Linked DNA regions of Mus musculus: all the other regions are linked to region 1. A link is a loop called in an ENCODE intact Hi-C map of the cell type or tissue named here. Cell type or tissue: left cerebral cortex. All regions are shown on one strand. Links, peaks and the distances in the headings refer to the core of each region. The heading gives the core; the rest is flanking DNA.

The links. Peaks named below come from ENCODE experiments on the same cell type or tissue, not always from the same donor. Only the 100,000 strongest peaks of a DNase experiment are listed, where the experiment ranks them.
Region 2: a loop joins it to region 1, with 2.3 times the contacts of the local background. A loop is called at or near these places in 3 of 42 quality-filtered maps.
Region 3: it touches region 1 in a loop (4-fold over the local background); 2 of 42 quality-filtered maps call a loop at or near these places.

Annotation. Positions count from the first base shown.
Region 1 is chr19:23,857,417-23,864,710 of GRCm38, reverse strand. The region is part of intron 1 of Apba1 (amyloid beta (A4) precursor protein binding, family A, member 1); the gene reads right to left. Among named protein-coding and RNA genes, the nearest start is that of Gm34076, 56 kb to the left of the region's middle. In left cerebral cortex, for the core only: CTCF peaks have their summits at 1,780 (motif pointing left) and 4,158 (motif pointing left); DNase peaks (open chromatin) are centred at 3,114 and 4,137; H3K27ac peaks cover 216 bases.
Region 2 is chr19:23,916,666-23,923,959 of GRCm38, reverse strand. It overlaps Apba1 (amyloid beta (A4) precursor protein binding, family A, member 1), which reads right to left. Exons shown (of 13, transcript NM_177034.3): 5 at 6,262-6,407. It overlaps Gm34076 (a long non-coding RNA gene), which reads left to right and starts at 6,403. Exons shown (of 3, transcript XR_386615.3): 1 at 6,403-6,972. In left cerebral cortex, for the core only: CTCF peaks have their summits at 3,893 and 5,702 (motif pointing right); DNase peaks (open chromatin) are centred at 1,600, 3,620, 4,002, 4,262 and 1 more place; H3K27ac peaks cover 1,531 bases.
Region 3 is chr19:23,295,020-23,302,313 of GRCm38, reverse strand. Gm24263 (a small nuclear RNA gene) reads right to left here and starts at 5,985; the gene lies at 5,879-5,985. Gm41821 (a long non-coding RNA gene) reads right to left here and starts at 2,384. Exons shown (of 3, transcript XR_877770.2): 1 at 1,923-2,384; 2 at 1,471-1,738. In left cerebral cortex, for the core only: a CTCF peak has its summit at 3,196; DNase peaks (open chromatin) are centred at 2,106, 2,706 and 3,212; H3K27ac peaks cover 1,443 bases.

The DNA of each region.
Region 1 (7,294 bases), core at 1,365-6,364:
GGAAGTCACCTCTTCAGTGGAAATAAGGAACATGTGAAGAGACAGCGAGGCTTCCGCTGGTGGGAACGTGTCTTTATCCTTCTGGGATTTATACATTTTCTGATGTGTGATGAATTTTGAAATTGGAAAGATAAATCTACTGCCTCCCTCCCGTCCCCTAGAGCTGAAGACGGAACTCAGGGCCTTGCATTTGCTAAGTAACCTCTCTAGCACTGAGATAAGTCGCCAACCCCAAGTTAAATTTACTTTAGAAGTTCACAGTTTGGACTGAGAATTCTTCAGTTCAGCAGTACGGGAGTGTCATTTCTATTTGGGGGTAGTGTGGGTACCTTTTGTCCTAGATTCTATTTGATCATTATGAAAATCATTGTTTGGCCTTTCAGACAAATCCCCAAGACTTAGAAAAAGTGTAACCTTTCTGACCAGCTCATTCATTTACTCTGCTGTGACATAACTGGCCAGCTCATGCTGCAGGCTTCCTTTCCTGGCCACAGTTCTATTCCTTGAGGAATTGCTCTATGGGGCATCCTGCCCGGGCTGCTGTGGTTTAATTACAGTTGGAGACTTTGAGTAGGGAACTGGGGAGACTCTCACTTAATAGATCACTTGTGCGGCCAAGCATGAGCAGGGAAGTTCGTCTTCTTCCAGCCTTGCATTCACAAGCTCTGGTGTCTTAGGACACTGCCAGTAGGTTCAGCTTTGAAGTCTAATAAAGCAAATGGAAGTTGATAAAAAACAAACTGGGCATGGGAGCTGACACCTGTAATTCCAGCACTCATGCAAGCTGGAACAGGAGGATTGCTGCCAGTTCACAATCTGACTGGGTTAAGGTGTGACCCATGGATTATGGACATCGATGGTCTAGATGTCCATAGGAGGCCCCCTGTGAACATGGCCCATCGTCTTTGAGCTCACATGAGCCCAAAATAAACCTGGATTCTCTTACCAAAGAAGGATAATTATAAAGAGAAGAATGAATCGCTTATGTCAGCAACAGAATGCTAATAGAGCTTCCTCCCTCCCTCCCTCCCTCCCTCCCTTCGTTCCTTCCTTTTTTCCCCTTCCTTCCTTCCTTTTTTCCCTTCCTTCTTTCCTTTGTTTTTCTTCCCAGAGGGTCTCACACCACAGCCCATACAGATCATGAACTGGCAGCAATCCTCCTGCTCCAGCTTGTATGAGTGCTGGAATTATAGGTGTCAGCCACCATGCCCAGCTTGTTTTTATAAACTTTCCATTTCCTTATCATACTTCAAAGCTGAGCCTACTGGCAGTGTCCTAAAACATCAGAGCCCACACAGCCTTGGCCAGGCTGGTGAATGCAAGGCTGGGAGAAGACAGCTTTTCCTGCCTGCTGTGTGTGCTTGGCCACAGGAGTTGCCTTCCCAGATATACCCACCATGTGGGGTTCCTTTCAAGGAAAGACCTGTGAAGTGCTGGGCTAGGCAGAACAACAGCCACCACAGATGTCCACATCAAATGCTGGGGGCCAATCACGTGCTGCCCTGTACCACACAGGGCTTTTGTAGTTTGGGAGAAGGGAGTAGATACTGAGATGAGATTATCCCAGATTATCAGGCTGGACCCAACCTAATAACAAGCCCTTGAAAGGGGAGGATTTTTCCAGCTGTGTCTGAGTTAGAGACCAAAGAAAGAGCAGAGGTTTGCTGGCCGAGGCTAGCTTGACCCACAGCTGACCGGGAGGATAGAGGAAGAACATCAGGTCAAATGTTATAAACATCTGACTATTGCCCTCTGCTGACAGCCACCAGGAACTGGGGACATTAATCCTACAACTCCAGCAACTGAGTTCTGCCATCCAGAACAAGCAAAGAAACAGACAGACCCTCCCTGAAGCCTGCAGCCAGGAGCAGAGTTCCCAGCTATGACTCTGTGGAGCCCGTGTCAGGTTCTGGTTTGGAAATCGATACATTTGCCATGTTCCAGTCTTAAGAACATAGTCAATTGTTACAGAGGCACAGGGAATGAATACACACGGGCCGGCAGGAACTATTTTGCCTATTAGGTGCCTGGGGATAAGGAAATGCCCCTGGATCTGCACAGAACAAGCTAACGGGGGGAGAAAGCTCTCAAAGGGTAACAGGAGATGCATTGCTTAAGATGAAAGGAGGTCCAGGGCACCTGAGTAAGTTTCTTGCTATGTCTGAAAAATAAGACAGGCACTGCACATATTTGTTCATTGAATAGCTACCATCTGGGGTACACAGAGGGCTCAGGCCCAGGGCAGGCAGGTGAGTTAAAGGAGCCGTGATGCCTTGTGTGTGGGGACTAGAGGGAACATAACCATGCCAGAAGCTTTTCAAGTCAATTTGAGTTAAAGCAAGGCACCAGGCGAACAGTTCTAACAAGAGGCTCAACAGAGCTGCAGGACTATCCGTCATTTCTGCCAGGGCCACCAGGAGAGCAAGAAACCAGAAGATAAAGTAGGGGGTGAAGGGGGAAGCCTGGAAAGGTACCCAAAAGAATACAGAGGAGGAGAGCGGAAACCAAACTGCAGGAGAGAGAGGGCGTGGCCTCGCGGAGGCTGCCTCTTTCCGATGATGTCCGACTGGGTCTGCCACGCACAGATGCCCCAGTTAGAAACTCCTGTTCACCCACCCCACCCCACCCTTTGTCTCCTTTGAGGCAGACAAGGTCATCCACTTCAGATCAATCTGGACAAGAAGAAGCGGACATCTCTTTTTGTCGCGGAAACAGTTGGCGAGACAGGAAGGCGGTGGAAGCCCTGAAAGGCCTGAGGTTGTGGGCACAAAACCTCCCAAAGGAAGAGCAGAGACGCTTGTCTTCATGGAGGGCAGAGTGAAAGAGAGCCCACGTGGAGCCCTAGGGACAGCTTCAAAACTCTACGAGGCTAAGCGTAGAAAGGGAAATGAGTTATCCTTACGCAGCCGCAAGACCACGCTTGGGCTAAGCACAAGCCCCCAGTCTGTCCTTAAGGCAAAAGATGGGGCAACGGTCTCAGCAGCCTGCCAGTCACCTGAGATACTGCCTGAGGGAGGTCAGTAACCCTGGCTCTCACGTTCCTGGTACCTTGGGAGATTTTTGTCTTCTTTCATTCTAGGCCCCTCCCACCCAAGATCCTCCTCAAAGCTACAAATCTCACTTCCCACCAGTTCGATTCACTGAGTCATCACTTCACATCCCACCATGGTATATACATTTTAACTCTCAGGTTCGTCACTACTCAGAAGTGGCCAGGTTTTTGTTAGCGCTCCATAGCCTCAGTAATGGTGTCAGGCCTTGAGACCTCCCCTTGAGATGGATTCCACTTTGGGCCTGTCGCTGGACCTTCTTTTCCTCAGGCTCCTCTCCATTTCCATCCCGGTAATTCTTTCAGACAGGAACAATTATGAGTCAGAGATGTGATTATGGGATGGCAACCCTATTTCTCATTTGATGCTCTGTCTTCCTGCCGGAGGTGGGCTCTATAAGCTCCCTCTCCCTACTGTCAGACGTTTCATCTAAGGTCCCTTCCTTTGAGTCCTGGGAGTCTCTCACCTCTCAGGTCTCTGGTGTACTCTGGGGTCCCCCTAACCTCCTACTTCCTGAAGTTGCCTGTTTTTATTCTTTCTCCTGGCCCTCGGGGTGTCAATCCTTTTTGACTGCCCTCCAAAAGACCCAACAAGCAACTGAAAGAATCAGATGCAGGTATTTGCTCCCAACCTATGGACAGAAGCAGCTGACCCCTGTTGTTGAATTAGGGAAGGCTGAAAGAAGTTGAGGAGGAGGGCGATCCTGCAGGAGGACCAGCAGTCTTAATTAATCTGGATCCCCGAGATCTCTCAAACACTGGACCACCAAACAGACAGCATACACCAGCTGATATGAGGCCCCCAACACACATACAGTAGAAGACTTCTGGGTCTGTGTTCTTTCAGAGATGATGCACCTAACCCTCAAGAGACTGGAGGCTCCAGGGAGTTTAGAGGTCAGGTGGGGTGGGGAGTGGGGCATCCACGTGGAGACGGGGTGGGGTGGGGAGGAGGTCTGGAGTATGGAGCAGTCGGAGGGTGGATGGGGTGGTGGAGAATGGAATATCGAGTGTAAAAAGTAAATTTAAAAAAAAAGTGGCCAGGTTTTGCCCTCACCGGATTTCGAGTGCCCTCTTGTGGTGAGAGTGTGTAATTGTAGCGCGAAGAGCCCCAAGTTGAACTTGATTCCAGTTATACCAGGGTCCAAAAAGAGAAAGGGAAGACAGCTTCTGAAATAAGTTCGTAAAAAAAATAAAAAAATAAAAAAACGCAAAGCAAGGCAAAGTGTAGAGTCTTGCCTGTACACTTGAGAATGAGACTTAATCATAGTCTTTCTAGATAGCCGGCTGTTAGGAGAGTCCGTACCATGTGAGTGGATGATACCGCCTGGGCTGGACCTTGAATTTTTTTGGCTCATAACATGCCTCACCAGCAGTCACAACCATGTCTCTTTCTCCCACCCTCCTAAATGCCTTCTGAAAGCCCCCTCCTTTTTCTCAGCTCAACTTGGACCAGTCCCCCTCCCCTCCCTCACCCCCTTAACCTCTCCTGTCTTCAGTTCATATTCATATTTTCCGATTGTCCTGCGAGTCCCAGTCAGTCAGCGCATGCACACCGGCTTTGACTAGGAATGATGCCTGAGGTACCATAGAACATGGGATCAGATCACCTTTAACTCACCCAGGCCTTCTTCCATTTTGCAAACATTGCTTGGGTTTCAATGAAATGTGTGGCACTGTGGTAAACACTAGGAATGTGCACTGAATAAAACAGCCAAGGCATTTGCCCCTATGGGATGTAGACTGAGGAGTTTCTAATACAAATATATACTTTGCACTCTGAAAGGGGCCCGTGAAATAAGCAAAGTGAGGATGCTGGAGACGGGAGGATGAGTATCTAGTTATCTGGGGAGGGAAAGGCAGCCAGATCAAGGGACCAGCAAGTTCAAAGGTCAAAGGTCAAAGGTCCCAGGGCGTTTACCAACATCCATAATTTACTGTTGTTTCACGGACATTTGCATATGCTGCATTGATGTACATATGTGGATGGGAACACACAAGCAGGAAATATGGAGATATATATTAATGCATTAACAGAAACAATGTGAAGAAATCCATGTTGGCGTGTTATGCTTTCAGACAATGGAGTGCTTAAAATGCATCTGAGTCCCTAACCAGATGCTGGGTTTCAGGGACAGATTTCAGGTGAATGTCCTGGCTGCTCTGTATTGCTGTTGGAAGTTTGGGCTCATGGGAACCTGCAGGGATCTACAGCTTAACATCTGTATTCAAAACTAATGACATGATGCCCCTGCCTTCCTGTTTTGGAGTATGGAACTTCAGAACCAACACTTTTTTGTTTTTTGCTACCACGGCTATTTTGTCACAGAAAGTCGTCTGGGTGACCTGTTGTTGTTGTTGTTGTAGTTGTTGTTAGAAGAAAAAAAAAACCTAATTACTCCAAGCTATGTTATGAAGTTTTGGAGGCCAAGAGGTTCCATACAATCTTTTGGTGCAAAACAAAACAGAAACAAACAAAACAACAACAACAAAACTCTGTGTACCAGGAAATGGCAAATCGGAAACATTTCAGTTTGAAAAAGAATCTGGTGTAGAGACAGACGCAGGCTCTGGTTTACTCAGCTAGGCGCCTTGGTAGCTGCTCTGTGAGAAGAGTGGGGTTTGGGTTTCTAAGAGAGAGGCGGTGATACACTGCCTGATACATTGTATCTTTCTCTTCAGCAAATTCATGCCACAGAGCAAATGAGAGCAGCCCAGCTGACCGCTTAGTCTCACACACAAAGCAAAGATGTCCTGCATGAAATCAGTGCCCACGGAGTTCAAACGCACACCTAGCGTTTGCTCCAAGCAATGTGTCCCTCCAACTTCTCCCACGGAGGAGCTTAACAGGCCCAAGCTGTGAAGATGAATTTACAAAACAGCCCGTTCTTTTCTCTAGACGATAATATTAACACACTCAAAAAAAAAAAAAAAAAAAAATCAGTGTCACTTTGGAATTTGAAACAGATACGCCCTCTAGCTGTTAAAGTGACTTTTGTTTATATTGAATCTTATTCCAGAACAAAACTTTAAAAATTAGAAAATAATGTATTCAAACTGTAGAATCTAACTTGGCAGGTTTGATTTAGTTTTAAGATCATGGTTGAATGGTAGTTTCATTTTTACAGAGTTTATATTATCTAAATATAATAAAAGTTTATAGAATCTACCAGAGTAATAGGATTTATAGAATATAAATTCTGTAAAACAGAAAAGATACTTTACAATATTAGAATTTGTAAGTTTTAAACCTTGTAAGAAGTCCTTTTTTAAAATTTAATTTTGATGCCTATGGGTGTTTTGCCAACATGCATTCCTGTGCACTAATGTGTGCAGTACCGTAAGAGGCCAAAAGAGGGCACTGGATCTCCTAGAACTGGAGTTTCAGATGGTTTCAAGCCACCAGGTGGATGCTGGGAATCAAACGTAGGTCCTCTGGAAGAGCTGTGCAGCTGTGCAGTGTGGTGAATTTGTGTGTGTGTGTGTGTGTGTGTGTGTGTGTGTGTGTGTGCAATTGCACATCCTTCTATCTATAAATAACAGGATGCTGTTGTCGCTCAAAAAACGTTCTCTCCTTTCTAGTCAATACTCCTTCTTTACCCTATTTGTGGCTCCCATTCCTGACCCTCTCACTGTAGATTAGATTTACTTATTTCTGAATATCATAACAGTGGAATCTTACATTAATATTTTTTGAGTCTGACTCCATTGGATCAACAAAGATTCCCTTATAGTGCTGCATTAAACAGCTCCTCAGATTTTTTTTTTTTTTAATTGTGGACTAGTATGTTGCTGCATTCAATTTTTCCATCCATTCATTCTCTCACTAATGGAGATCTGGGTTGGTTCTACCGTGGATAGTGTTTCTGACAGATCTTAATGGAGGTGAAGACTGGGCTAGATGGAGATAAGAAATGAACCGATCAGGGAACAGTGGGAGAGAGGGTGGGGTGGGGGCTGGTAAGAGGACCAGGGCACCTGCCCTGACAGTGTCTTCTAGATACGGCAGGATGTGGCACCCATGGAATCTCAACAACATGGTTTCCTAAAGAAGACTTAAATAATGGCTGCAGTCGTTGAAACACTAATGGGGGTGAGGGAAATTTCACAAAGCCCCACCCCTAGATGAAGAACTGTGGGTAGGCAAAGGATTTAGAGGGCGGGAGAATCAGTTTTCTCCAGGTATTAATGGCCTGATAGGTTATCCAGGTCCAAATGGTCAGCCTGAGACACATGCATATGTGA
Region 2 (7,294 bases), core at 1,048-6,047, 60 kb before region 1:
GGTCTGCTGGTCTCTGGACCATACTTTGAGACTCACAGTTCTAATGCATTCCTGGTTGCTGATGCTTCTGGTGGTGGTGGTTGTGTGTGTGTGTGTGTGTGTGTGTGTGTGATGCACATTTCCTGCCAGGACAGTAGTTCTTCTAAGATATAGTGACAAAGTTCCACAGATGGGGAAGCCACAGCAGCTGAGTTCTAATTCTGCTGCTGCTGGTATAGACTTGGCTTTATTCCTGTATCTTGGTAGATGGAACAGGGTATTGTTTTCAGATCCCTCAGTTTGCAATATTGTAGCATCAGGTATACAGCTTTTCTGGTTCATTTATTGGAGTGCCAGTTTCTCAAGGTTTAATACTGGATGTTGGCTAAATTTTACTTCTAAATTGCCTATCACAAAAATCTCCATAGAAACAGCTTTTTAAACCAAAGTCTCACATATACATGTATGTATATGTATTTGTATATATATGTATATGTATGTATGTATGTGTATATGTGTGTGTGTGTATGTATGTATGTATGTATGTATGAGAGAATGCCTGGTCAAAAACAAATCTAAATTCTCTTACGACTTCGCAAATAAATCTGGACATGTACGTTGTTAAAGAAAATGTAACTGCCAGACAGTGATGGTGCACGCCTTTAATCTCAGCACTAAGGAGGTGGAGGCAGAGGCAGGTAGATCTCTGAGGGTTTGAGGCCAGCCTGGTCTGCTGAGCAAGTTCGACAGCCAGGGCTACACAGAGAGAAGATAAGGCCAGAAGACCAGGGAAGAAACCAGCCTACTTTAAGCAAGTGGAAGGGCCAGAGACTATCACTGGCCTGGTGTTATGGACTGCACCAGCAGACTGGAAAAGGAATACCTGGTATTGCTTTCTGTTCTCCATGCCTGGGTAGGCACTGAAATCCGTGGCCCTGCCGCACTCTGTTCACTGTGCTGAAGTGACCTAGAAGTACCTCTTCTCGAAAGGCCAGAAGGACCCAGTCTCTCGGGGAGTGATGTCTGCAGAGCATGCTCTGGAGCCCACTGGACTGCTGGGGACACACCTGTCCTCCATCTGCCATGAGGTCCGAGCCGGCTCCTAACTCAGCTGCCTCCTAGGTGAGATGACAACACAGCCATCTCCGCTCGCAAGGGGAAGAGACTTCAGGCTGTGTGTGTCATTCTGAGAAGCACTTAGAGGGATATAAAAGGATCATGAAGCAGGAGATATTTATGGATAGGCAGCAGTTCCTTCAAGCGCACAAGAAGCACATACTAAAATAATACTTAGAAGCTGTAAGTGAAACGTAACCATTTAATTTTACTACTTTATCGCAAATTCCTCACACTGCCTCAATTTACTTGTAAAAGATAGATACGTGGTTTTCAAATACCCACACTGCTCGGGGTGGGTTTAAAACATACTTATAATCAGTTGGCCACTTGCTCGTGTTGAAAGTGCCACCTAATGTGAGGTTTAACTGAGCTGTGGGGTTTTGGGGTGCTGGTTACTTAGGCACTTCAGAGTAAAGGGTCTGATTGTCATGAGAGAACTGGACTTAAGGTAAAGCCACACGGTCACCTCCCACTGTGGAGGCAAGAAAGCAGTTCAGGGTACAGCTGGTGCCGGAGGAGCTGGTGAAGGATGCTGCTATTCACCATGTGGGCTGCTTTCTGTCTGGCTGATGCTGAGTCTGCTACCCACCCTGAGCCCCATCTGAGCCCTCCTTAGGTGCCGTAAGAGGAGTGGAAAGACACAGGTGCTCATATGTGGGAGTCCCCAACTGTCAGGAGGTGAACAAACAAGGGGCCCCAACTAAAGCCTGAACCCCAAAATACAGCTGGATTTGGGAGACTTGATAGGTAGAGCCAATGAGAAACTGGCCTCAAGGCAACTAACTCTCAGTGTTCTGGTCCAGGCGGTCCCCAGTAACCCTTAGTGTCAGACTGTTGCCTTCTTCTGGAAAGACCGCCCGGTCATGGGACTTGGTGTTCTGACATAATTCTCATGTGTGGCTCTTTGTTCTGGATGGGTTCAGAGTGTAGCGCATACTTGGTTCTGGCCTAACGCATGGGTCAGTGTGACAGCCCGAGGTGTTTCTACTCATTGCCAGGTGCTTCCTGTCTGTCAGGAAGTCACCAGGCAAGCTATGACAGGTCATGGTGGGCTATGACAGGTCACGGTGGTCTGTGCAGCCATTGGAAGGCTCACAGGACCACTCATCCGGGGGGCTTAGGGCTACATTTGGTGTTTGCGGGAGTCTGGATTGAGACTCCATTTGAAAACTAGCTTGTTTTTCTTAAAGAGATTTAAAAAAAATTCTCAGGCGTTATTTTAAAAGTCTTGCTGGGAGGTGTTAAATTAAGATGGAGGAACTTTCTGGCACTAGTGTGTCTCTGGGGGTGAGACAAACAACCGGAAGTAGCCAACTTGTGTGACCTGGATCTAGAACGTTCTCTCAAAAGTCCACGTGCCAAGGTTTGCTACCCTGGGAGGTGGTGGAAGCTTTAGGAGGTGGGTTGAATGGAAGGGAGTTAGGTTCCTGGGGGCATGCCCTTGAAGGGGTTATCTGGGCCATGACTCTTTCCTTTCTGGCTACTACAAAGTCAGCAGCCTGCTCTCACCATGTACTTCCTAACGTTGCACTACCCACCACTGGCCCAAAGCAACACAGCCAAGTGCCTGTGAGCTGACACTTGGGAACGTGTGAGCCCACGCAGATGCTTCGTCCTTTGTTTATCTTAGGTATTTGTCCGAGTGGTGGAAGTCGGCAGTGGTGGAGAGCTGACTAACACACTCAGCTCAGAAAGCCTGAGGGTCAAACTGCTACTTTGCTTTCCTGGTGCAGCCCTGCTGGGAGTCAGGGGGCAAGATGCACGTCTGTGAGTCTCAGGAGCTTCTCTTCAAAGAATTGGACTTCCTGCTTTCCATCATCCCGGAAGAGGCTCATTTTAAGAGAAGACGTACATTATGGAGGGGGCCTCAAGGCACAGGCAAGGCTTGTGCGTCACAGATGAAGTGCCTGAATGGAGCCGGACACATGGAATAACTGTTAAGCCAGACTCAACACTAAGGTTGCTATCAGTGCAGTGACCTATGAGGGAGCTGTAAACCATTCCCTGGGTTGTACATCCTAATTCCTAACAAATCAATGGTAACTTCAAGTCACAGCTTACTATATGTTCTATGGGCAGCTAAGGAGAGGATGGCTCTGAGCTTGAGAGAGAAGTGTTTGCTCTCCAAGTGACGTTGTCACATGAGCGACAGACACTCAGAGGCTGCGCTGGTGCCATGGGAAGCTGCTTGATAAGGAAGCAAGAAGAGGGGTGAGGGAACACCACGGAGCACTCTGGGGAGCACCCTGGGGAGCACTCTGGGGAGCACCAAGCAGCTGCAGACTTAAGATGCTTAATCTTATTATTGATTCTAGGGACAGGACTTGTGATGGAGCCCAGGCGCCTTCCTGTCTTAGCCTCCTGAGCACGGGAATGGCAGCCCTGGCTGTAACGGTGAGTCTTGACTGCTGTGGGTGGAAGCTAGGAGATGAGCCTTGCAGCGTAGACACGCACTCACGCTTGCTGCCTGTCTGCTTTCTGGCTGCCAAGGGGTAAGTAGCTTGGCTTTTTTCCACCTTCCAGCCAAGAAGCTCTTCTCCACCACAGCCCAGAAACAACACTTAGCTGAGCACGGGCTCTGCAGCTGTGAACTAAAGACAATCCTTTCTCTCAAAACAGAACACTGGTGCTAGGGGAGGCGCTGTCTTCATGACCCCTGATCACAAGGCTCAGCCGCTTTCACAAGCAGTTTGTGGGAAGAGTCTGCAGATGTGTGTTAGCATCCCCAGAATTCTCTCCCCAGGGATTAAGGGTTACTGATGGCAAGAGTTTGGATAATACACCGTGGACAGTAAAAACTGCTCATGGCATTTCAAATGGAAATGAGGAATTTATTTGGAAACTGGACTAGTGGCCATTTGTGTGAGATTTTGTCCATATGCCAAGACTTTGTGTTAGGTTCTATTTAAATCTAGCAGAGGGAATTTTAAGACAGCCTCCGTTCAGGCTATTGCATGGGCACTGATGTTGCTCTGGGTTAGATTTACAGTTAGAATGGGGAGTAGAGGCAGGGTGGAAAGACATGAGAACCTTGCAGTTTGCTTTAAAGTCCAAGAAAAGTTTGAGTTATGGAAGGCATGGTTTCTAAAAAGTTAAGTTCCCAGCAGAAGAGAAGTACTTCGTTGCAAGATGCCTTGAAGGCAACTTAGGAACCAGCAGGCTTTTTATTCATTGTAAGTTCAGTGATGTGAGAATGTAAATTGACTTGAAAGACTTTCCCTGGAAAGAGAAGACTGCTGGGGTGCTCTGAATGCATACAGATGCCTAGGGAGTTGTTACCATGGAAATCATTTTGTTGTGCTTAGCTGCCCAGACACTCAGAGGCTCCTGTAGCCATGACCCAAGGAGGTCCAGCTACTGCTTGGGCTGGTGTCGGATATTGGTGTTGTCCATGTGATACCAGTTTGTGGGGAGCCCTCAAGGTATGTGAAAATATGAGGGTGAAGACAGATGAAATGGAGATGCCAGCAAAGCAGATGCAAAACCAGGAACTCTGAGCCACTAAAGCCCCAGCCTTCGGAGACAAACCTTGTGGGCTACTGTTGGCCAGGCTGCAGGGGATGTGGCCCGGAAGGTCACACTCTGCCACCACATTCCTCCAGATGCTGGACACAAGGCTACAGGGTTTTGCTAGCTGCTGGGTTTGGGTCTAGCTATTCAAGTCCTCCCTGTCATTCGTGTACTCTTCCCTTTTGGAATGCTGATGTTTATCCGCAGTCACTGCACACTGGAAGTGTTTAACTGGCTTTTCACAGGGGCTCACAGTTGATAGTTTGTCTAGTGTGCCAGGGGAGATGTGGGGGAGTTAATATCCTCACTCCTTTCTTCACTTGGAGATTAATTATGGCTCGAACAGGTACGTCTAGGCGTTACCGTGGGAAGAGGTGCGCTTATGAATGATGGTTATTCTTGTCTACTTGATTCTTGATTGGTCTGAGAGACAGCAAGTAGTTAGGAGAGTGCACGGGTGGGTGCTGGGGAGGGTGTGTGAAGAGAGGATTGGCATGTGGCTCTTCTGTTTGTCTCAGTGAGGTGAGCAGTGGGTCTCCCCGTGCTTTTCTGCCCCACGGCCAAACACCCACCAGCTAAGGCCTCTGAAACCACGAGCTGCAGTAAATCTTGCTTCCTTTCAGATGGTTTCTCTCAGGCGTGCACCTCCTTCCCTTCTAACCTCTAGGGTACTCCTGTGGCATTCCACGTCTGACATCCTCTCCTCCTGACACCTGGTGTCTCTACTGACTGGTTTATTCCCTCTGAGCAGTTGTGGTTAGAGGTGAGGGACTCACGTTCTCCACTGTCCCCCCCCCCCATCATCCTACATAAGACGGGCTCAAGGATCCTCTTGTCTCCTCAGATAAAGACCTCTGGCTGCCTTCTCTTGTCCTTTTTCACTCCATATAACCACATCAGCATCAGGCTCGATGGTGCCAGAGGAGATTCAGTCTTAACTAGTTGAAATGGGGGGTGGGGGGGGGTGGGGGGAAGGAACTGGTGAATCCTAACCTTTCGCCTTGCTGGTTCTCTGAGTGTGTTCCACGTGCTGAGGGCACGGGGACTTTTGGATAGCATGTGCACAGCCAGCATTCCTGCTACCCTGGTGTATCTATAACTCTAGGTGGCACTATGGTGGAGTCTCTGGAGTCCTGCATTTACAGATTGACTTTGTGTAGCTCAATCTACTTGTGAATTATTGAGACTAGATGAAATTGGTTCTCCGTGTACCCAGTTGGCTTCCTCCTTTACCTCCTGATAAAACTAATGAAAATGGCTGGTGACTGTGTTCAAACTAGTTTAAACTAGGATTCGTTTAAGTTCTTCAGACTACCCAAGTATGGTTTAATCAAATAGTTCATTTGACTGGCATCGAGACAGGTTAATAGAACCTAACAGAGGGCTGCTCTAATCAATGGCCTCTAGTTGTCCGTGGAGAGCCAGTGCTGGAACTGCACCTTAAAGGCACTTAGAGCCAAGTCCATGGCATATGAATATACTCTCAAGAGAGCAACCTGAATAGGGTTTAGATGGAAAGACTTGGGCTTTTAGTTAGGCAGGAATAAGCCCGCTTGCAACATTTTAGTCCACTGTCTAAGAGCTGTGGGTTGACACTGCCTGCTCAGGTCCCCTCAGTCACCCAACCACCTCAGACCACGCAGACCCCCTCACCTTGATCCGGCTTACTGCTTCCTGGGCCTGCATCATGCGTACATTTTTGGAGGGAGTTTTGTCTGAGAGTAGCTGAGTGGAACCAAGGTAATTGGCAGCAAAAATAATTCCATCGATCAAGTCTTCAGGGTCGCACGGTCCAGGAACTGTAACACAGAGAGCCAAGGTAGTGAATGATGTCATGGGGGGAGTACCACAGCCAACCCCCATGTTCACCGTTTACATGTGTGGTCTATCTACCTGCTAGTCTAAGACATCTTGGAACCATTTACTATGAGAAGTGATGGATTTATTTTAAATATGAATCAGAGCCCAATCGTAAAAAAATGTCTCTTAGCCAGACCTGTAATCCTAGTTGCTTGGGAGGCTCAGACAGTCTGTTCAAGGTTTGTCTGTTTGGCACTTGGCTGTCCTGTGAGGCCTTAGGTGAAACGATGCCTCACTCCCCCAACGTAGTACTGGGGATGGATTGGAGGGTGAGCTCTCTGGCAACAAGGGCTATGTCATGCTCATCTTTTACTTCCATGCCTCTCACGTGTGTCTATAAACGGTGTGTGTTTGCTTGGGTGAATGGCTTAGAGGAACAGAAAGCGGTAATAACGGAAAACACCATTTCCTGACGCTCCCTATTTCCTTTTTACCCACTCAAACTTTACGCCTCTGTTTGGACTCTGATGGAGGAATCACATTTTACACATGAAGAAAATGGGGGTAAGTCTTCCCTATAATGGCGCCAGACTCCAACATTGTAAGTTGATAACATCACCACAAAGCCATGGTCCCATGCTGCCAATATTGCTGATAGACCATGATGCTCCTGGCTTCACGTAGAGTTCAATCCCAAGGAGAATCACATTTTTTTTTTTTTTTTTTGTTCTCACCTCCCAGTCTACTAAGCCAAATCTCTGTCTTAAACAGATGGGCATCTGCTTTTAATAACAATCACCTATGATTCACAGCCTAAATTAAAGCTTGGCAGCAACTATTATGTATAACAGGTTCACTAAAGGCAGACATTTTAATCACAAGCAAA
Region 3 (7,294 bases), core at 973-5,972, 560 kb after region 1:
CAAGAACACCACAAGAAGACCTACAGAGTTAACTAACCTGGGCCCACGGGGGGCTCACAGAGACTAAACTACCAAACAAAGAATATGAATGGGCTGAGCCTAGGCCCCTTACACACAGGTAGCAGACCTGCAGCTCTGTTCTTCATGTGGGTCCCCTAACAGAGTAGGGGCCTGTCTCTGAATCTGTTGGGAGTCTTAGATCCCTTTCCCATAGCTGGGCTGCTTTGTCTGTCCTCAGTGGGAGAGGATACATTTAGTCCTGCTGTGACATGATATATCAGGGTGGGTGGGTATTCGCGGGGGCGGGGGGGGGGGGCTCCACTTCTCTGAGAAGAAGCATGAGGGGAATAAAGGAGGAGGATGGTAGGATGGGACTGGGAGGAGAAGAGGGAGGAGGCTGCAATCCGGCTGTAAAGTGAATAAATAAACAAATTAATGGGGAAAGGGGAAGGAATAGGCTCTCTCCTTCTACCTACCACACGACCGAACTTGATTTGGCGGGTTTATCTGCAAGTATCTACATGTACTGAGCCGTATCACTAACCAGGACACAGAATCTGTTGTTGCTTTTGTGTTCTTGGTGCCCAGAAACAAAATCAAATGAGCAAATGAATTTAATCTCTCCCTCACCCCTGAAATGGAAATGTTAGTAGCATTTTTCACAGATGAGAAAGCCAAGCATCAGTACTGCGGATGTAGCTCAGTGATAGAGCACTTGCTAAACAGAGCAAGGCCTGGGCTTTGATCCCAAGCACCATGAAGACAACAAAGTGAAACAACAGAATATCAGAAGGTGGAAAGTTACTTAGGACTGCATAGCTCTGAAGTGGCGGTAAAAGTCAACTTCTTAGCTTTGCAAGGCTGTAAATCCGCTGGCCCCATCTGTGAAGAACACCATGCCTCTCTGCATGCCACACTACTTAGAAAATAAAAATACTCAGCCATACAAAAACCAACATCCCTGGGTTTATAGAGGAAAACTAACTTCATTATGTAATAAGACAGGATTGTATTAATGAAAATTTTTCCTATGATTAATTAGACACTGAGGTGCAATTGGATTTTGATGTACATTAGGCATCATAAATCCCTCACAGCATTGGTTCCACCTATAAGTATATTACATTTGCTGAATGAAGGAACGAACACTCTTCACCCACAATTATCTGAGTTCATAGTGAGGTATTTGTGCTGTGTGACAAATGAATAAAGCATTTCTCTGGCATCCTTGACAGTGACATAAAGTCTTCCGTAATCATTCCAGCTAACATTTATTGAAGACCTACTGTTTCCAGAGACAGGCAAAGATGTCGTCATAGGCATTAACTTATTTAATCCTAACAACAACCCGTGTGTAGATCCTAGCAGCAGGTTCATTTTCTAGATAAGGACATTTAATGTTTTCCAGATCAGCAGTCAGTGCAAGACCCGGGTTTGAAACCTAGCCTGTTGCCCATCCTGTGTTCTAACCTTCTCTAAAACAGCCTCCTCAGCCTGCTAGCTTCTCCCTCAACTCCATCAGCGATGTGGATGATAGAGTAGCCGAAGGTTCTTAGCTTCCGTCTTCTAGGGTTTATTGGCTATACAAATAGCTCCAATATGGGGCTAAGGAGGTGGCTCAGTCAGCAAAATGGTGCCCTGCCACCATTAGGACCTCAGTTAGGAGCCCCAGGCACCTTGTCAAAAAGCTTGATGTGGTGGCCACTCGATGAGCTCTAGGTTCAGTGGGAGACCCTGTCTGGAAGGGAAAAAAAAGAGAGGAGTGGGTTAGTGGGTTGGAGAGACAGCTCAATGGCTTAGAGTATCTTTTTCAGGCAGCAAGGAAAGAGGTAATTATTACTGGCAGTTGCTAAGAAACGACTGCCGGGTTTTTAGTGTCCGTTTTAGAGTCAAGGAGGTGGAAAGTGAGCGGAGTGACTCACCTTGCCTCATTTGTGCTCCTTGCAGGTTTCATGCTTCACTTTCCTCTCCAGGTTGCCTTTAGCATTTGACTATATTCAGTGTGGATGGAAATAGAGGCAGATGTAAGCACAGCTTCCGTAGTATCTCCAGGTTTAGCAGTGCCCAAGAGGGAGGCACACCAGTTACTAGGTGCTACTTAACCATTTAATCCCAGTCTCTGCATTTATCCCAGTTCTCGGCAGCACCTAAACACCCAAGCTCTTGAAATAGAGACAGCTTTCCCTGCAGATTGGCTTCCCTCTTATGATTCACCATCTGCAATGGTGATTATTTATGTAGAGAGGGGAGGAATTGCACAGATATGGAAAACGCAGTACCTCTGATGTGAGGTCTGGCTTAAGATGGAAGAACTAAGTTCAGAGATGATAGCTTAAGATACCTGTGCTCTGGGCGTCTCAGCAAGCATGGAGGTTACAAAGACATGCACAGATTAGTGAAGACAATGGGATATGAGACAGCCAGCACAATTTCAAGACAAACGATGTGGTCACGTGCTCAGACTCCAGGGGAAAGCCCAGGAGCGGCGTCTGACAGTAGAGATCCACGGTGGAGCTTTCCAGAGGTCTGGATGCTTTTGTGACTTACTCTTGGAGGGATAAGACTTGGCTTCCTTGATGTCTCATCCCTGTGTTTCCCCATACAACCAGAACTGGGGAAAAATACGTTTTCATAACTAATAAGTTTTCTAATACGACTGGATTTCTGGCATGTGGATCTCTGTAAAGACATAGCACATACCAGAAATTAGGCCCCCTGCTCATGGATTCTGGATGCCTCCACTCAAATTCTGACTCGGCTCCTTACAAACTGGACTTGAGAGTAAGTCTTTTTTTTAACCCTCTGGATCTTTTTCCTACTTTGCCAAAAGAGATAAAGTAGTTACTATGAAGAATAACAAAAAGTAATAGGTGATAAGACATAGCAACACACTCCTGCTGTCCCAACACTTGTGGGGCTGAAGAGAATCACAAATTCAAAGTCATCCTTGGTCCTGTAAGAAATTCAAGGTGGCCGGTGCTAAATAAAACTTGGTCTCAAAACAAAGTGAGGCCCTCAAAATACCCAACAACAACAACAACAACAACAACAATGTAATACATACAAGAACATAGACACATTAAGTTTTGGACACAAAAGTCTTCCCAGTTTATGTGATAAGGAATTAGTAAAATTCAGTTATTTTTGTGTCTCTTTCTGTATAAGAAAAGCATGAGCTTAGAGTGCCATCTTAAGGATAAAGCAGCCATAGAATCCTACCAGGTCACCTTCCTTTTCTTTAACCAGTGGCTAAGCAAGGTCTTCTCCTTCCCACCGATGTGACTGACTGTAGTTCTCCTGATTTGTACATTAATTCCTCAAAAAGCTTGTGCAAAGTTAGACTTCTTTACAGATCCATCTTTTTAAAAAATTATCACCTAATTTAGTTTTCATGAGCTGTGTCTGGATTATTTAATTGTTCAAGAAAAGCACTTAGTTTATCACAAATGTGCACATGGGTTCCAAATACCAGAAGGAGTATAAAAGGTCGCCTTGGAGGTCTATAATAATTTCGTTGGTCCTTTTGGTTGTATACTACTTTTTAATCTGGATAGCCCCTCTTCTAACACTTCATAAATTATTAGACTGCACAATGAATGATTGCATATTATAAAATATGCAATGGATTCAAATCCAACCAAAAGTCTCCTAAAAACAGTTTTTAAATAAGGCAGGAGGGCCAGTTAGATGGCTAATCAGATAAAGATGCTCACTGCTAAGCCTGATGAACGGAGCTTGATTCCCAAAACCCACATGGCAGGAGAGAACAACGCCTGTGAGTTGTCAAGTGACCTCCACGTAAGTGTTCCCATGTGACGTGGAAATTGCTGGTTTCTTTGGAGACTCAGTCTTGTCATGTGATGTTTCTCTGGAAACTGTCTTATGAGAGGATGTTTTTGTTGAAGCAGACACATGGAAGGATGGTTTGCTAAGAACAGACATGTGGCAGGGTTGTTTGTTTGTTTGTTTTTGAGGCAGCCTAGAAAAGGGGCCTATGATGTTTTGCTAGTGCAGATGCTTGAGAGAACATGAGATGTTTGGAAAAGATATAAATCTAGCCCAGTGGACAGTGGATGAGGCTCGACGGTGTTGGTATGCCTTGCCATTCTTTACTGGTCATTGTTTGGCTTTGCTGAAGCTGTTCTTCGCTGAAGATACCAAGTGGTATTGGTACACCTTGCCACACAGCCCAGAAGGGCAACTAGAGATATGGCCACTGCTGCTGCATCTTGCAGTGCTAACCCTGCAAGGGGGACGACAGCTCAGGGCTGAAGTGATACCTGCATGCCCAGTGAGCATGCAGGGCTGTTGGCACTGAGGGCAAGGAGGTATGCAGTTGCCTGGAGTTTATGCAGATCCTGCCTTCCAACCCTCTGCCCAGCCACAAGATGAGCCTGACCCTGAACAACAGCAAGACCTTTGAGATGAGTCTCAGAATAATACAGTATTTATGGCACTTTAGAAAACAGAAACCTCATTGAATCAGACCAATGACTCATTCCAATAAAAATTTGTACATAAAGCTGCTTGGGAAAAGCAATATATACTGTGTGCGACGTGGCAATTTGCAACGCCACTTTGATGGTGAATGTTTGATGGAGAGTTAGGAAAGATGGGTGAACGAATGGCATATATGCTAGAGAGAGGTAGAAGACTCACCAAGGTAGAGATTTGGTGGCATCAGCAGCAGGTATGGGGGTGCACATGAGGTGGACAAATGAGCTTGTCATTGTCTGAAAGGACACATAAATCCCATTTGTCTCCATTTAAGGATCAGACCTGATTTCAGGGGGTGGGGAAAGAGGCCATAAGGTACCAGTTCCAGGAACAGACCATAAAATCCAGAAACAAGGTCATAGCCCACCCCCCAAAGAACAGCCTGGGGAAAACCACAAAAATAGGGAAATAGCTTATCTCAGGATGGGCCATCTGTGCTGGGCAGCCCTATCTCATCCTATTGTTAAATGTTCATGACATAAGAATGCAAACCACTGACCACCTGGTACCCCCTAGCACTCACCAATGAAATTTTAGATTACCTAATCCTAGAGAGTCCCACAGTTCCCTATAAGAAGGCCTGAGTGCTCTTGTCTGGGGTCACCATTTTGGAGAATGGTTGACCCCGCATGCTAGATGCTTCTTCAGAATAAATGTTGTTTGTCTTTGCAGACTATCTGAGTCTGGGGTCTTCCTTCAGTGATTTTCAGACCCTTACATGCACAGTAGAACCAGCAGGGAGGTGTGCAATAGCCTAGAACTCACATGGGCTTTGCCCGCCAACCCAGCAACAAGCTGCTCAATCACACAATCACCCTGGCTCTGAGCAAAAGCAAGATATACACACGAGTTGAAGAAAGGTTCATTTTCTGGATGACATGTTGCTGTCCATAGTCTGTGCTGCTGCTGGAAGCCATGTTAATGTCTGTGATCCTTGCTGCTGCTTATTGTCATAGGTGGGAATACTTCTTCTGCAGTGATATCAATGACTGCAGACTCAAAATTGAGAATGAAAGTCATTTAAGGCTTCTGAGGAAACCTCTCCCCCACCAAAAGGAGGGTGGGACAGTCCAGGCAGGAACCCATTGAATAGAGTCCTTAAAACTTGTGATAAACACGCTGAAGCATAGCTCTTCACAATTGATGGCTTCTGGCTGAGATGGGGTGGGAGGGGTGGGAATGGACTCAGTTATCTTTAAGGGGCTGGCTGCTGGGAGCTTGACCATGCTCCAATGAGTATATGAGCAACACAAATTAGACTTAGTGTATTTGTGGGGGGCAGGTCATAAGAGTAGGAGGTGGATCTGGAAGGGATGGAGAGCAAGTATGATCAGGGGTATTATATGAAATTCCCAAATAATCAATAAAAATATTGTTAGAAAAAAATATGAACTGCTTCACAAATTTGCATATTATTCTTACATAGGGGCCATGCTAGCATTCTCTTTACTATTCCGGTTTTTGTGCATGTGCTGCCAAAGCAAGCACAAGTTAGAGCCAACCCTTCTAGGATGTATAACCAACCCCCTGGGCTTAATTTCCAACACGGGAATAAAAATGTTTTTATTTAATTAAAAAAGATAAAGTACAATAAGTGGCATCCAAATGTTGGTAGCAAACAATAGCTGTGGAATTGACCTAAAAACAGAAAGAAAATTATGCCTAGAAGTGGAAGCCCAGCCACCTTCCTGGGGCAAGTGAGGTCATGGGCATTAGAAAAGTATGTACTGCCAGTACTTGGCTAGACCAGTACATTTCCTTACTAAATTCTAAATCATATCTTTATACATATCGTGTAGCTACCACTCCTCACTAAATAAGACTCTCTTGACAGCAAGTGGAGACCATAACAGAAAAACCGTAACTTGATACAGTGCAGAGGTCAAGGGATCATGGAGAAGCCAGCCCCACCAGGTACATCTACATCATAGTGCCTGCCATTGTGGCTCAAGGAATGTTCTGGAAGAGAGGTTAGAAAGATTATAAGAGCCAGAATATTACCACATTTTTGTGTGTGTGTGTGTGAGAAAATCTTCCCCTAGGAATGGCTGAATAAATAAGACAGGAATAATGGCAATATCAATAGATGTGCAAATGTGGAATGGAGCAAAGCTACCACAGGTTCCAAAAAAATTATAGGCAGCTAGTGACCGCTGAGAAAGAGAGAAATAATCTCTCCCAAAGATAAGTCCTGTATTTATTGGTCAGCCCTGAATATATATATATAGAAACAACAAAACACAATTCCAGTGGGTTGTATTTATATTGTGTTATGTTGTACATACATACATATGTAAGTAACAATGAAAGAAAAGGAGGTTATCAAATTGAAAATTGAGGAGTCATGATATTCTGGAGGGACAAAAAGGAAGGGAAAATGATAATGACTGATAAAGTTAAAACTTCAGGGTTGACGACATGGCTCAGGAGGTTAAGGAGCTTGCTGCCAATTCTGCATGAATTGACCTGAATTCAACCCTAAGAACCCACATAGTGGAAGGAGAAAATCAACTTCTGCATAATAAATGACAAGTGCTGGCACGGAAGTGGGAAAAGAGAGAGAGTCTAATGAACCGCTAGTGGGGATATAAACTGATGGAGCCCCTATGGAAATAACTGTAGAGGTTTCTCAAAAACATATAACAGACCTATCATAGGATCCAGCCATCCCAAACTAAGGCAGACAAGGAAACAAAGTAGGAACTACCTTACCATAGGGACGTTCACATACACCAATTGTTGCGCTATTCGCAAGAGCCGAGGTATGGGGTGAGTGTTTGTTCTCATTTCTTCATGA